3 separate regions of the Homo sapiens genome follow, and regions 1 and 3 are each linked to region 2. Evidence: chromatin contacts called from ENCODE Hi-C or POLR2A ChIA-PET data. All regions are on one chromosome and are shown on one strand. Each heading gives the region's core, a stretch centred on a gene start or an enhancer-like site at or near the end of the contact. The rest is flanking DNA. Distances are from core to core; before and after follow the strand shown. Region 1 holds the start of LCLAT1 (lysocardiolipin acyltransferase 1). Region 2 holds the start of LINC01936 (long intergenic non-protein coding RNA 1936). Region 3 has its middle 25 kb from the start of LCLAT1.

Region 1 (4,027 bases), core at 982-3,481, 100 kb before region 2:
AATAACTTTTTAATTAATGGGCAACACAAGTAAGAAGAATATACCACTTAACCAAAGTAAATGTAATTGTTACCACACAAATCACTATTGGACGCCAATGGAATAAACCATGATTATTATTTACACAAGATCACAAACAAAACTACTGGCTTGAAATATGTGTTCATTCTAGGACATTGCTAGAGCCTTTGAAAAAGAAAAATATATATATTAAAAATGAAAAATTTGTACATGAATTAATGTTTCCCCTTAATACATAACACATCTGTATGTCATAGGAAGATAGTAGGCATGGTGGTAGTAAGACAGTAAGAACACAGGCTGGAAACACAATGCTAATTGTGTGATATGGACAAATTACTTAAACTTCAATGTGCTTCAGTTTCCTCATCTGCAAAATAAAGATAATAAATGTATCCGCCTCACAGTGATGCTAGATGACTGAGTTGGCACATATAAGTCCCCGGATTCAGTGCCTGGCAGAGTACATGAATGCAGAGGAATAAATTTCAAATATTTTCACTGTTTTTTTAACTTTTTAAAGCCCTTTCACACATACTGTCTTTTCTTTTTCCTCCCAACAGTGCAATGAGATTGTTTGAATAAGAAATACTCACTTTAGAGATAAGACACCAATAGTGAAGTTGTATGATTACCCTAAGATATTTTTAAGTGGCAGAGTTTGGACTAGAATCCACCCATAACCTCAACCCCAGGACAAACTGACCAAATCTCCATGGATCCAGTTTGGAAGAATCTTTTGGGTTTTCCCCATTGCTTCCTCCTGGTTGTCAGCAACAGCCAGCCTAAAGACCTGGTGGGGGCAGATGCAGACGACCATGTGTTCAAATTAAAAAGTAGGAGAAGCCTAGCTTTCACAGAAACTGACACATAGTTGGCACTCCAGAGATTGCAGCTATTGATGACTGAAACACAAGCGCTATTACGTTTTTCTCAGTTACAGAACAAGGTACTACTCCATAAAATCAAGCCTACTACCAAAAACAAAAGTCAGTTAACATTATGCTTATCTGTCATATCAAGCATATCAAAGTACAATGTGCAACAGAAACCTAAACGAAAAAGTGATGATGTATTTTTACTTACTCTCAAAAAATATGTTTTACAAAAAGGGCTTTCATCAAGTCAGTTTTTTGAAAACTAACCCACGTAGTTATACTTCATGAGATGACGTTTCTTTGAACAAATAAGTTAATGATATGAATAAATATTTCATCTTGGTAATGCCTTCAACACATATCTTCAATACTTTTCTTGGACTTAAAGTGACTTCAATCCCTAATCTCATCTACTGCCATGTACACAAGAAACACAGTTAATGAACTTTAAAGGCAGATGCAGTATTTCCAGGGAAGCCACCTGAACCAGGGAAGTACAAGAAAGCAAAACATCTCCACAACCACATCTAAGTGCCTTATCTTTCAACTTCTTTTCTTCAAATGGGCAATTAGAAGCTACGATACACCTTAAAGATCAGGTTTGGCATCCGCCCTGGCTAGGGCCTACCTTTCTTTTCGCGGCACTGCCACTCTGGCACCTACAGGCAGGCCTTTGGCGCCTGCAGGACTCGCAGGGAAGACAACCCCAGCCCCTGCTCTCCACGGCTCTCGTCGAAGCCCCGCACGTGGTGACCACTTGAGACGTTTTAGTGCATGGGATTTAACAGGGTCAGACCTCAGGTTGCGTTCCGGGACAGTGCAGCTCCCAGACCCGCTGAGGTCGCAGGAGGAAGGTTTTGACGCTCCTAGCGTAAACACCGACGGGACCCTCTTCGCCCCGCGGCTACCTCGCCCTCGCCGCTCGCGCGGCCCCTCAGCACCTGACGCCTCAGCCAGCCTCCAGGAGTCGCTTCCCCGCGCCTCCTTCCACCTGAGCCAGCGACGCTACCGCCACCTGCACCGGGACCCCAAATGCCAGGCCAGTGGCCGTTACCCGAGGTCGCGGCCCGGGGAAGGTCCATGGCTCAGGAGGAAAAGCCCGGGCTGCAGCTCCCCTTCCTGCACCTCTGAGATCCCCCGGCCGCCGCCATTTTCCTCGCGCCGTAACCCCACCTGATAGTTCCAGCCTCCCACCTGTGACAAGCAGGGCACGCCGCGCGACGCCGAGTGGGGTGCGTGGGCAAGCTGGGGCTCCGTAGGGGTCACAACCTCCGTGCGGAACCCGCCGTTAATTCATCCCGTAACGCGGAGGCGTCCGGCCGTCGCCCTAGTAATGCGTCCCGGAAGGCTACGTCCTGATTGGCTGCAGGCGCCGTGACGCAACGGCGTCCCCGGCTGCGTGGGAAACCCGGGTCCCCGGCGCCCCGCGCTTGCTCCACAGCCCGGGATACCCCGGGTACCTTTCTTTGAGAGCTCCTTTAAAGAGGCCTCGCTTATTTCCTCGTCTGGCCTCCTGGAGAGGAGGGACCCACGGAACGGTGGGGTGTAGGGGTGAGAAAACAACGAAATAGGAAATTAGCGGAGGTCATTTGTCCGAGGGAACCTAATGGTTCATTCAACCCCTAGAGCTGCAAAATGGAAAACAGAAATCTGGGAGTTTAATTTACAAGCCTAAATTTGGTGCGCGAAGTCACAGGACAAATCAGTAGTAGAAGCAGTTATAGAACCCAGGTTCCCTGATCAGGAGCACAAAGTTTTTCTAGCACACTCAGTGTTTCCCCAGTCCTAGAAAATGTTTCCTCCCAGTTCCCATAGCAATTTCATCACACTGCTCTTAAAAGGTCTCGATCACCTATCATGGTGTGTCTGTCCTGTCCCCTAACCTACTAGATTGCATGCCCCTGAATGGTGGGGACTGTGGTTAAACCCCTTTTCATTTCCCTTAAGCAATTCCCTCCTCAACTTGGCCTTCAACAAATACAATAAGAATCTTAAAAATAATAAACATAGCTACACATCACACACAGCCACTCATCAGTAGTTCATGTATGTCTATACGTTTTATCCGTTTATTCAACAAAGCACAGAGTGAATATTTTTAAAATTACAAGGTTCCTGACCTCACAAAATTTATGGTGTAATAATAATGACCATCTACATGTTGGCTGCATAGCTTCAATATAGCTAAATTATATCCCCAAATTGCCTGTAAATCAAAGATTCTTGTGCTCTTTTCCTAAATTAGCTTCATAATTTCTCTAAGTTTGTTCCAAAACATTTTAATATTTAAGATGTGCTAAAATTGCATCAGAAAGTGAAGAATGACTACAGAGAGAAACACCAGAACAAAAGTCAATTCTGCCAATTATGCCTATGACTTTAGGCCTCCTTTTTACCTTTAAAATAAGATTACTGGAATAAAAGATCTCCCAATTCTTTTTTGTTGTTGTTAAGAGTTGGCCTGGCTATGCTCCAGAACCTTCAAGGGCTCTACTGTGGTTCTTTGGGGGCTTGCCGGAGGTTCCTCATAGCCTTTGCAGCTCCATTGCAGAGAGCTCTAGCATTGTGAGGTGTGTCCGGTGATACAGCCCAAGAGGCAAGGTTGCCCTTACCGCCCTAACCACAGAGGACAGTGCTGGGCTCTTTCTTTTTTCTTTTCTTTGCTTTTTTTTTTTTTTTTTTTTTTTTTGAGACAGGGTCTCGCTCTGTCACCTAGGCTGGAGTGCAGTGGCATGATTGTGGCCCACTACAACCCCTGCCTCCTGGACTCAAGCAATCCTCCCACCTCAGCCTCCAGACTAACTGGAACTACAGGCATCTGCCACCATGCCCAGCTAATTTTGTGTTTTTTGTAGAGACAGGATTTCAACATGTTGCCAGGCTGGTCTCGAACTCCTGAGCTCAAGCTATCCACCCACCTTGGCCTCTCAAAGTGCTGGGATTAGAGGCTTGAGCCACCGCGCCTGGCCCTGAGCCCGTTCTTGATCTGAGCTACTGATCAGTAGCCACCTTCCACGTCAACTGCTAAAGGGATAGGAACAGAATTCCCAAGGGCAAAATATGCTGATTTCTAAACTCAGAGATCTGCTAAGTGTCATGCTTCTTTCTTTTTGGCAGAGGTGCAAGGT
Region 2 (4,339 bases), core at 1,089-3,588:
GGAAAGCAATGTTCTCCTGCCCACTCTCTCCCAACCTCCACACCAGGCACAGCCTGGGCCTCACTTGCTGACTCAGGCAGATGGCTTAACCTCTCTGTGCCTCTCTTTCTAACCTATAAAATGACGATTAAAATAATGCTTGTCTCAAGCACTGTTGGGAGAATGAAATGAGACTGTATGTGCAAAGGGCCAAGCACAGTGCCTGGTACTCGGTAGGGCCCTTTCTCCACTGCCTTTCCTATGTCCTCTAAAGGAGCTTCTTTCAGCGTGGTGGCTTAATGGAATGATTTCCATTCACTCTGTATCTGTGAGGATTCAAAGAATTACACCGAAGAGTCCTTGATGGGAGAGGGTTGGAGCAAAGGCGGGTTGAATTGCTCCATATAAAAGACTAACAGAAACTTCCAAGGGTCCTTGGAAGGTCAAAAGGAAAGAGGTATGATGATGTTGCCTCTTGAGGGATGGTAGAGTCTGGAAGAGGGGAGAAGAGGAGACAGTGTCTGTGGACAACATGGCAGTGGGTGGAACCGGGAGCACTAGAATGGCTGGCAGAGGAGGTCCCTGAGGAGGATTGGCCAAGGAAGCACAGGGCAGTGGTGTGAACTGTTCCCTCTCCTGTACTTCACAGTCATCGGTCATCCCCTGCTCCTACCAAAGGGTAAATGTTGGTTCCGTCAGCTGTCTCGGGTCAGTGCTTCTTTAGGGAGTATGGGGAGAGGGACACATCATGTGTGGGATGAGGCCGCATGGAAAGCAGACGACATCTGCAGGGGACACATCTATGAGGGTGTCTATCACAATTCTCCCAGTCTAAACAAGAAATGAGATTGGGAGACATGTTGCTCTGCAGAATTCCCAGGGGTTGGAACAGGAGGATGAAAAAAGGCTTGAAATTCTGACTGCAAGTGGGAAGAGAGCACCAGGCAGTTGACCCGGACGCTAAAGGAAAAGGTGAGCTCAGCGGCTTGAGGACTTGGTGACAGCCAGGAAGCAGCTCTTGGGGACCCTTTTGACTTAGCTCCTGATTCCCTGCCATGCTGGCGTGGTGCAATGCATTCAACAGATTCTCAATAAATCCCTAAAAATAAATTATGTCTTGCAGGGGCCATAGAGAGCCAGAATACTATGTAATATTATGCATGGGAGGAGCTGGTGCTGCAAACCAAAGTCAAACCATGCACAGGGAGCTTCGAAGGATCTTCTCCCTTTTCAGCCCCTGCTAGCTCAGTGGACTTTATCTCTTTCCTTCTTCCCTAGGCCTTTTCTCCTGAGTAAATTCTCTCCAGTGCCTGATAGCAGTTTGTAAACTTTTTCCCAGATGACTGCTCTCTATAATCTATAATTCTCATCAATTATATATGAAAATATACACCTATATCTAAGGACATATATATATATATTTATATATATAAAATATGTAAATATATTATATATAATGTATATAATTATATAGAGATATATTTTATCTTTCCTCTGTTCCTTTAAAGCAAATCACTCCCACTCCCACTGCCTTTTTTTTTTTTTTTTTTTTTTTTTGAGACAGGGTCCCGCTCTATTGACCAGGCTGGAATGCAGTGGTGCAATCATGCCTCACTGCAGCCTCTGCCTCCCCGGCTGAAGTGATCCTCCCACCTCGCCCTGCCAAGTAGCTGGGACTGCAGGCACGCACCATCACGTCGGGCTAATTTTTGTATTTTTTGTAGAGATGGGGTTTTGCCATGTTGCCCAGGCTGGTCTTGAACCCCTGACCTCAGGTGATCCACCCGCCTCGGCCTCCCAAAGTGTTGGGATTACAGGCGTGAGCCACCGCGCCCCACCTCCATCTTCTACATGAGGATAAGGAAGCTCTGAGAGGTTAAGTGACTTGCCTAAGGTCACTCAGCCAATGAATGGTGGAGCCCAGCACTTAGCTCAAGCCAGGCGGCGTCACCGCTCACTGCAGGCTGTTCCCACGTGGTCAGGCGCAGGGTCTTTCTGCCTCATCACTGAAGTGGGGACTTGAATACGGCTCTTCCTTTTCTTGCATCCTCCATGTGCCCTCCTGGTAAACCAGATCCCCACGGCCTCAGCCGCTCTTCATCGGCCTGACTTGGGCTTCCAGAGCCTGCCCAGCCCACGTGGGGCTGGTTTGGCAAAAACTGGGCTCTAGATTTTGCTTTAGCTGTTTTCTTTTCCACTTCATTGTTTCCGTGGGATGTCTGCCTTCCCAAAATAACACCGGGGCATTCCAGGTAAACTCAACATCCGACGAAAATCCCCATTCAGCGGCAAGTCCGAAGGGTCCTGGTTTTTGCTATTGTTTTCCTCCCTTCCTCTGGCTCAGGCGGGGTAGGCGTCTGGGACAGGTTCCCGGTGGAGCCTGGATGGAGGGGGAAGCAGGAGGAGGAGAGGAGGGGCTTGGCCAGCTCCAGCCAGCCAGCTGATACTCCCGCCCTCTGCGCTAGCACTGGAGGTAGCCCTGAGCTTTCCCTTCTCACTTTGCTGGGGAATGTTCAAAGGCCTGTAGGAAAAGAACTGGGCAGGGTCTTGTGCCCTACTTCACTTTTATCAGAGAAAGAAAATAAAACCAAGGTGGCCCCTAATTCTGCTCTGATTTCTGGAGGCAGCATGGATGATATCATGGAGAAGCACTGGCTTTGGATTAAGCCAGAGCTGGGCTGAATCCTGGCTCTGGTGCTTACCAGCTGTAAGCTGTAGCAGCTGTAAGTCCATAAACAGCTTATGTGTTCCTCTGAGCCTCCATTTCCTCATCAGTAAAATGGGAGTGATAGTGTCCCTATTAGAGCAATAAAGACAGATGAATTCAATGCCCCAAATAGGACCTGCCCCATAATAGGGGCTCAACCCATATAGAATAGTTTTCTCTGTACTTCCTAGGATATGGGAGGAGGGGGAGTTGCTTACTTCTTCTTTGCTTTTTTTTTTTTTTTTTTTTTTTTAAGACAGAGTCTTGCTCTGTCACCCAGGCTGGAGTGCAGTGGTGCGATCTTGGCTCACTGCAACCTCCGCCTCCCCGGGGGTTCAAGTGATTCTCATGCCTCAGCTTCCTGAGTAGCTGGGATTACAGGCATGCAGCGTCACTCCCAGCTCATTTTTTTTGTAATTTTAGTAGAGACATGGTTTCACCATGTTGGCCAGGCTGGTCTCGAACTCCTGACCTCAAATGATCCACCTGCCTCAGCTTCCCAAAGTGCTGGGATTACAGACAGGAGCCACCGCACCTGGCCTTCATTGCTTTTTGATGTCATTATTACCCAAGTGCTGAGAAGGTGCTGTTTAGAGGCCAACTTAGAGAAGTGGAAAAAGCAGAGAGAGTGTCGTCAGACAGGTAGGGCCCATGCCTTACTTGTTTATGTATGTACCCCTAACAGAATTTTGTAAAGCTATCCACTGTCTACCCCCAGCACATTTAAAAAATGAAGTTCAAAAGTTAAGTAGCTGCAAAAACTGTGGTTTCTGGCTTATTGTAAATATTGATATTTAAAACCTACTGTGACTTCACACTTTAAAATGGATCCAGTGGAATGTAACATCGACAATTTGGTAGCCCCTATCATCCATTTTAAAATTTATGAAAAAGCTGATTGGCATTCAGGAATTTTACATCTTTCTTTTTATCTCCTGGAACTCTTATTACTATTCCTACTTCCTTCACAGATTTTTATCCTGACATATTATTTTCTTATGCTTCAGAGTATTTTATTGATCACATTTACATACATGGAAAAAGCCGTTTTTCGTATTTTATACTTTTTTTTTTTGCTCTTGTAGGATTCTCCCCCAAGAGCAGGGGGAATGAAGAACAAAGTCATTAAATGAAAATTGTTATTTTATTTATTTATTTATTTATTTTGAGATGGAGTCTTGTTGTGTCGCCCAGGCTGGAGTGCAGTGGCACGATCTCGGCTCACTGCAACCTCTGCCTCCTGGGTTCACGCCATTCTCCTGCCTCAGCCTCCCGAGTAGCTGGGACCACAGGCGCCCACCACCACACCCGGCTAATTTTTTGTATTTTTAGTAGAGACGGGGTTTCACCGTGTTAGCCAGGATGGTCTCGATCTCCTGACCTCGTGATCCACCCGCCTCGGCTTCCCAAAGTGCTGGGATTACAGGCGTGAGCCACCGCACCCGGCCAAAAATTGTTATTATTCTCACCACCAGTACAAGGATGCAGAGGCCCTGTGAGCTATGGAATTATTCATGGAGTCATTCCCCACGTTGGGTCCCCTTTCTTTTGTAAAACGGAAAAAGCCTTAGTGTGTTAATTCAGTCTTATTCTCAGATAACTCCATTTTAGGGAAGAAGGCCGATGCAAGTTGAGGATCTGGAAATTGGTTTC
Region 3 (3,873 bases), core at 620-3,119, 76 kb before region 2:
CTTCATTGGAGGGGAATTGAATGAATAGGCTGGTTCTAGAATGAAATATGCAGTTTGTGCCAGGCATTCTGACTCATTCTGCCTTCAGATGAACAGGGATGGCATTTTGGGCTTACATTAATTTATTCAATCATTTATGTACTCAAAAATTGTGTATTGAAAGCCTACTATGTTCTCGACACTAATATAGGAGCTGTTTTATCAACAGTGGTAAAACAGATAAACTCTTACTCAGGTGGAGCTGACATTCTTATAAGAAGGATAGATAGGCAGGGCACGTTGGCTTATGCCTATAATCCCAGCACTTTGGAAGGCCGATACAGGCGGATCACAAGGTCAGGAGATCGAGACCTCCCTGGCTAACACGGTGAAACCAAGTCTCTACTAAAAATACAAAAAAATTAGCTGGGCGTGGTGGTGGGAGCCTGTAGTCCCAGCTACTCGGGAGGCTGAGGCAGGAGAATGACATGAACCTGGGAGGCAGAGCTTGCAGTGAGCCCAGATCGCGCCACTGCACTCCAGCCTGGGCGACAGAGCAAGACTCTGTCTCAAAAAAAAAAAAAAAAAAAAAGGATAGATACTCAGGCCTGCTGGAGAATTAGTGAGGCTCCATGGAAAATGGAGATTTGGGGTCTTTTGTTCAAATAGCAGGAGAAGAGTGTTGTTAAAGGTACTAAAATATAAAGCTTTTTTGTTTGTTTTCTGCAGTTTCCCTCTCAACTTGTCATGGCATTTTAAAATTTGCTATATAAGATCCTTCTAAGAAAAATGATCATTTAAAAATTGTCACCATAAATTTTATCATTTATGTTTATGTTGTATAATGCCAGTTTTAAATATAGGCATAAGAGTGTTTAATGAAATTACAAAATTCATATTTTATAGCTCATACATGTGTATGGACTTAGTTTTTAGCAGAACAGTGAAAACTCTGCATAAAACTAATTCAATGATTTTTATTTCATTTCCTAATATATGACATCCTACCAACACCGCCTGCCTTTGGCATGCTGATGAGGGAAGAAGGTCTAAAAAGACTATGGGTTGCCCAATCTTTCCCTTTCCTTCTATGCCATTATTTTCGGTGTATGTGTATAATTGAGGCACTGACAGTCCCCCGAGGCAACATGAGAACTTGCTTCAAATGTAGAAAGAAAGTAATGGAGTTCTAAGGAACACAAATGACCACGGAATCCTATCATATCTTCTTTTTTTTTTTTTTTGAGACAGAGTCTTGCTCTGTCCCCCAGGCTGGAGTGCAGTGGTATGATCTTGGCTCACTGCAACCTCCACCTCCAAGGTTCAAGCAATTCTTGTGCCTCAGCCTCTGGAGTAGCTGGGACTACAGGCATGTGCCACCATGCCTGGCTACTTTTTTGTATTTTTAGTAGGGACAGAGTTTTGCCATGTTGCCCAGGCTGGTCTCGAACTCCTGAGCTCTGACAATCCACCCGCCTCGGCCTCCCAAAGTGTTAGGATTACAGGCATAAGCTACTGCCCCCGGCCCCTATTATATCTTTTCTTATTCATGTTACTTCCCTGCAGTATATTAGGATTGGCTTAGAATGTGCCTTTCTAGAACCACTGTATATTTAAAAAGAACCACAAAACCTTTGACCCTCTTTCCACTATGTCTTTTCCAGTATGTGTCTTCATAAAAGGGAGCTCTGAAAAGCTTAGACCCAGAATATATGCTCACCTGCATGGCTCAGTGATATAGGAATTAAAGGATTCTTGAGTAAAAAGAATGAGTGTATTTGTCACTGTGGCAAGGGTGTTGGGGCGATGCTAGAGGATATGCGACAATGTGTGTGGGTGGTGAGTGCATGTCATGCCTGGGCGAGGCTTAGAAGGGGTGTGGTATGTGTTCCTGTGTGTATGCCCTGTGTGTGTGTTGGGGGCGGGGGTGGTATTTGTGGCACATATTTTATGTGTCTGTGTGATTGGTAGATAGGGTTTGTGGTGTGTTTGTATATGTGTGCAATATGAAATGAATATTAGTTTTAGTTTTTTCAGCACACTTTTCCTCTGGGCTGTGTAGCCCACAACTTTTGTTTCCCCTGAAATGCCAGTCTGTTCTCATGTTCTTCTAAGTAAAATAACATGCAGCTTTTAGACATTCACAAACAAAACCCAGTGGTTTTTATCTGAGTCAAGCGCTCCCTGGGGCTTTGCTCTTTTTTTTTTTTTCTCCTCTCCTTCCTGTAAATCCATTTTATGCGTTGGAGCTAGAAGATGACATCTTGTTACATCATGTTAGACAGCACCATAATTTTTTCCAGCTAACCATTTCCAATCTGGCTAAGCAGACAGAACTGAACAATGACAACCAAGCAGAAATAAAGGATCGGCTCACAGCCCTGCAGGGTGGACTCGGAGGAGCCTTGTCCCCAGATCTGAAGTCGACTCGCCGTGTTTTAAGTTTTAACTCCTTAGATTGGGGAGGACGAAATCTGTTCAGGTTCACAGCTCTTCCAGTGATAATGCATAGTCTTTCTCTGCTGGAGCTGAGGATGCCTGTTGTGGGGAGGGGCCTCTGCAAGGGGAGGGAGCAATAGGGTGAGACTGATGGCTTGCCTGAGGTCCTTTCTATACTATGCACAGGTCAGGCCTGTCTTTTGCTTTCCAGCTGCAGCTGCTATTTATAGTCTTGTCTCTGTTTGCTATTCTGCCTGTGACCCCTGTAGTCAGCTCAAGGCCTGTGTTTAAAAAGAGCTCTTCTATGCTCATGTTCAAGCCCACCACGGAGGCTTTCCTTTAGCAGTCTGTGTGCCAAAACTCAGTGAAAGGTCTCTGCAGATCCCCTCCCCACCTCCTGGTATGCCGTGCATCAGATTGGGTGTCTGAGTTCCCTCAACGTTGCCATGCATCTCCACCTGCAGCCTGTGATGTGGTGAGAAATAGTTCTAGGTGGGAGTTGTGCTATATCTCTTACATCTTATTGTGGGTGTTCTGCCAGAATGCCCCTTCCAAACAAATCTCATTATGTCAGCCTTTGGCCTAAAAATATTCACTAACTTACTAGCTGTACTGCCTAGATAACTAAGACAAAAAACTTTAAGATCTATAAAGTCAGCGATGTGTATGAATACCAAACTCAGAGCCAGGTGATCCAAGTTTGAACCATAACTCCAAGCTGTGTGACTCTGAGCAAGTCAGTGACATTCTCTGAGCTTCCCCATCCTGCTTGCAAAGAGATTGCCTGCTTCGTGGGGGTGGGGATGCTGCAAGGACTAGGTTGAGAAAGTAACCTGGAAGCCTCCCTACTTGCACATTCTGCTATCTCAACTTCTCAGACTTCCCAAAAGAATGTGGCAACAAATGAAGGTGGGGAGGAATTGAGATGCTCTGGAGATAACAGAGAAAAAGATTTCTAGGTGTGACTCAATCAGCCAGTAATGGATTTTTTTAAATTGAAAAATACTCAAGATCGAAACTTAGAAGGTATGTGTATATATTGTAAATGTGATACAGGTCAGTAAAAATCAGTTGAACACATACTGCATGCCAGTCAATGTAATCAACAGCAGAGATATCAAGAAAAACACACAGAAATAATTAAAACAAAATGTTTTTGTGATTCTTACCACAAAAAAAGGGAAATTATATCGAAACAACCACAAAAAGGATCCAGAACTCACTCTCACTACATAAATTTAAAATGTGATAAATATGAGAGTAAGAAAAGATTATTTAATGAGAACTAGGAGTATCACTGGTCATAAATTTGGAAAATGTTTTGTTTAGATCAATTCTTTATATCATCTAGAAAATGGCAATTGGGCTAAGAATTATACATAAATAGACAAATTATACGACAAAACTACAAAAATTCAGCATAAAACAGCCAGATCAATAGAGAAATAGGTTCTC

The links. Hi-C counts contacts between places; a loop is a spot of excess contacts on that map. ChIA-PET counts read pairs that join two places held with the same protein, here RNA polymerase II (POLR2A). Pooled maps may share reads with other maps.
Region 1: a map of heart left ventricle shows a loop between it and region 2 (2.4-fold over the local background). The contact joins the promoter of LCLAT1 here to the promoter of LINC01936 in region 2. A Hi-C loop is called at or near these places in 21 of 168 maps with a recorded cell type or tissue (B cell, CD4-positive, alpha-beta T cell, CD4-positive, alpha-beta memory T cell and 11 more), 32 of 37 single-sample maps with no recorded cell type and 24 of 50 pooled maps. POLR2A ChIA-PET finds 5 or more read pairs at or near these places in 17 of 52 experiments (B cell, CD4-positive, alpha-beta T cell, CD4-positive, alpha-beta memory T cell and 13 more).
Region 3: a pooled map shows a loop between it and region 2 (2.1-fold over the local background). The contact joins the enhancer-like site here to the promoter of LINC01936 in region 2. A Hi-C loop is called at or near these places in 19 of 168 maps with a recorded cell type or tissue (B cell, CD4-positive, alpha-beta T cell, CD4-positive, alpha-beta memory T cell and 11 more), 10 of 37 single-sample maps with no recorded cell type and 24 of 50 pooled maps. POLR2A ChIA-PET finds 5 or more read pairs at or near these places in 16 of 52 experiments (CD4-positive, alpha-beta T cell, CD4-positive, alpha-beta memory T cell, CD8-positive, alpha-beta T cell and 11 more).

What each region holds. Positions count from the first base shown.
Region 1 is chr2:30,445,450-30,449,476 of GRCh38, reverse strand. It overlaps LCLAT1 (lysocardiolipin acyltransferase 1), which reads right to left and starts at 2,231. Exons shown (of 6, transcript NM_001002257.3): 1 at 2,094-2,231. RefSeq lists enhancers at 1,067-1,803, 2,001-2,120, 2,331-2,390, 2,431-2,500, 1,804-2,541.
Region 2 is chr2:30,344,645-30,348,983 of GRCh38, reverse strand. LINC01936 (long intergenic non-protein coding RNA 1936) reads right to left here and starts at 2,338. Exons shown (of 2, transcript NR_122048.1): 1 at 1,869-2,338.
Region 3 is chr2:30,420,592-30,424,464 of GRCh38, reverse strand. No RefSeq gene overlaps it. Among named protein-coding and RNA genes, the nearest start is that of LCLAT1, 25 kb to the left of the region's middle. Within about 2 kb of position 1,869, at least 16 of the 41 ENCODE cell types and tissues checked have a DNase peak (open chromatin) inside an H3K27ac peak, as active enhancers do; they include B cell, CD4-positive, alpha-beta T cell, CD8-positive, alpha-beta T cell and 3 more, where a contact is called at or near this core.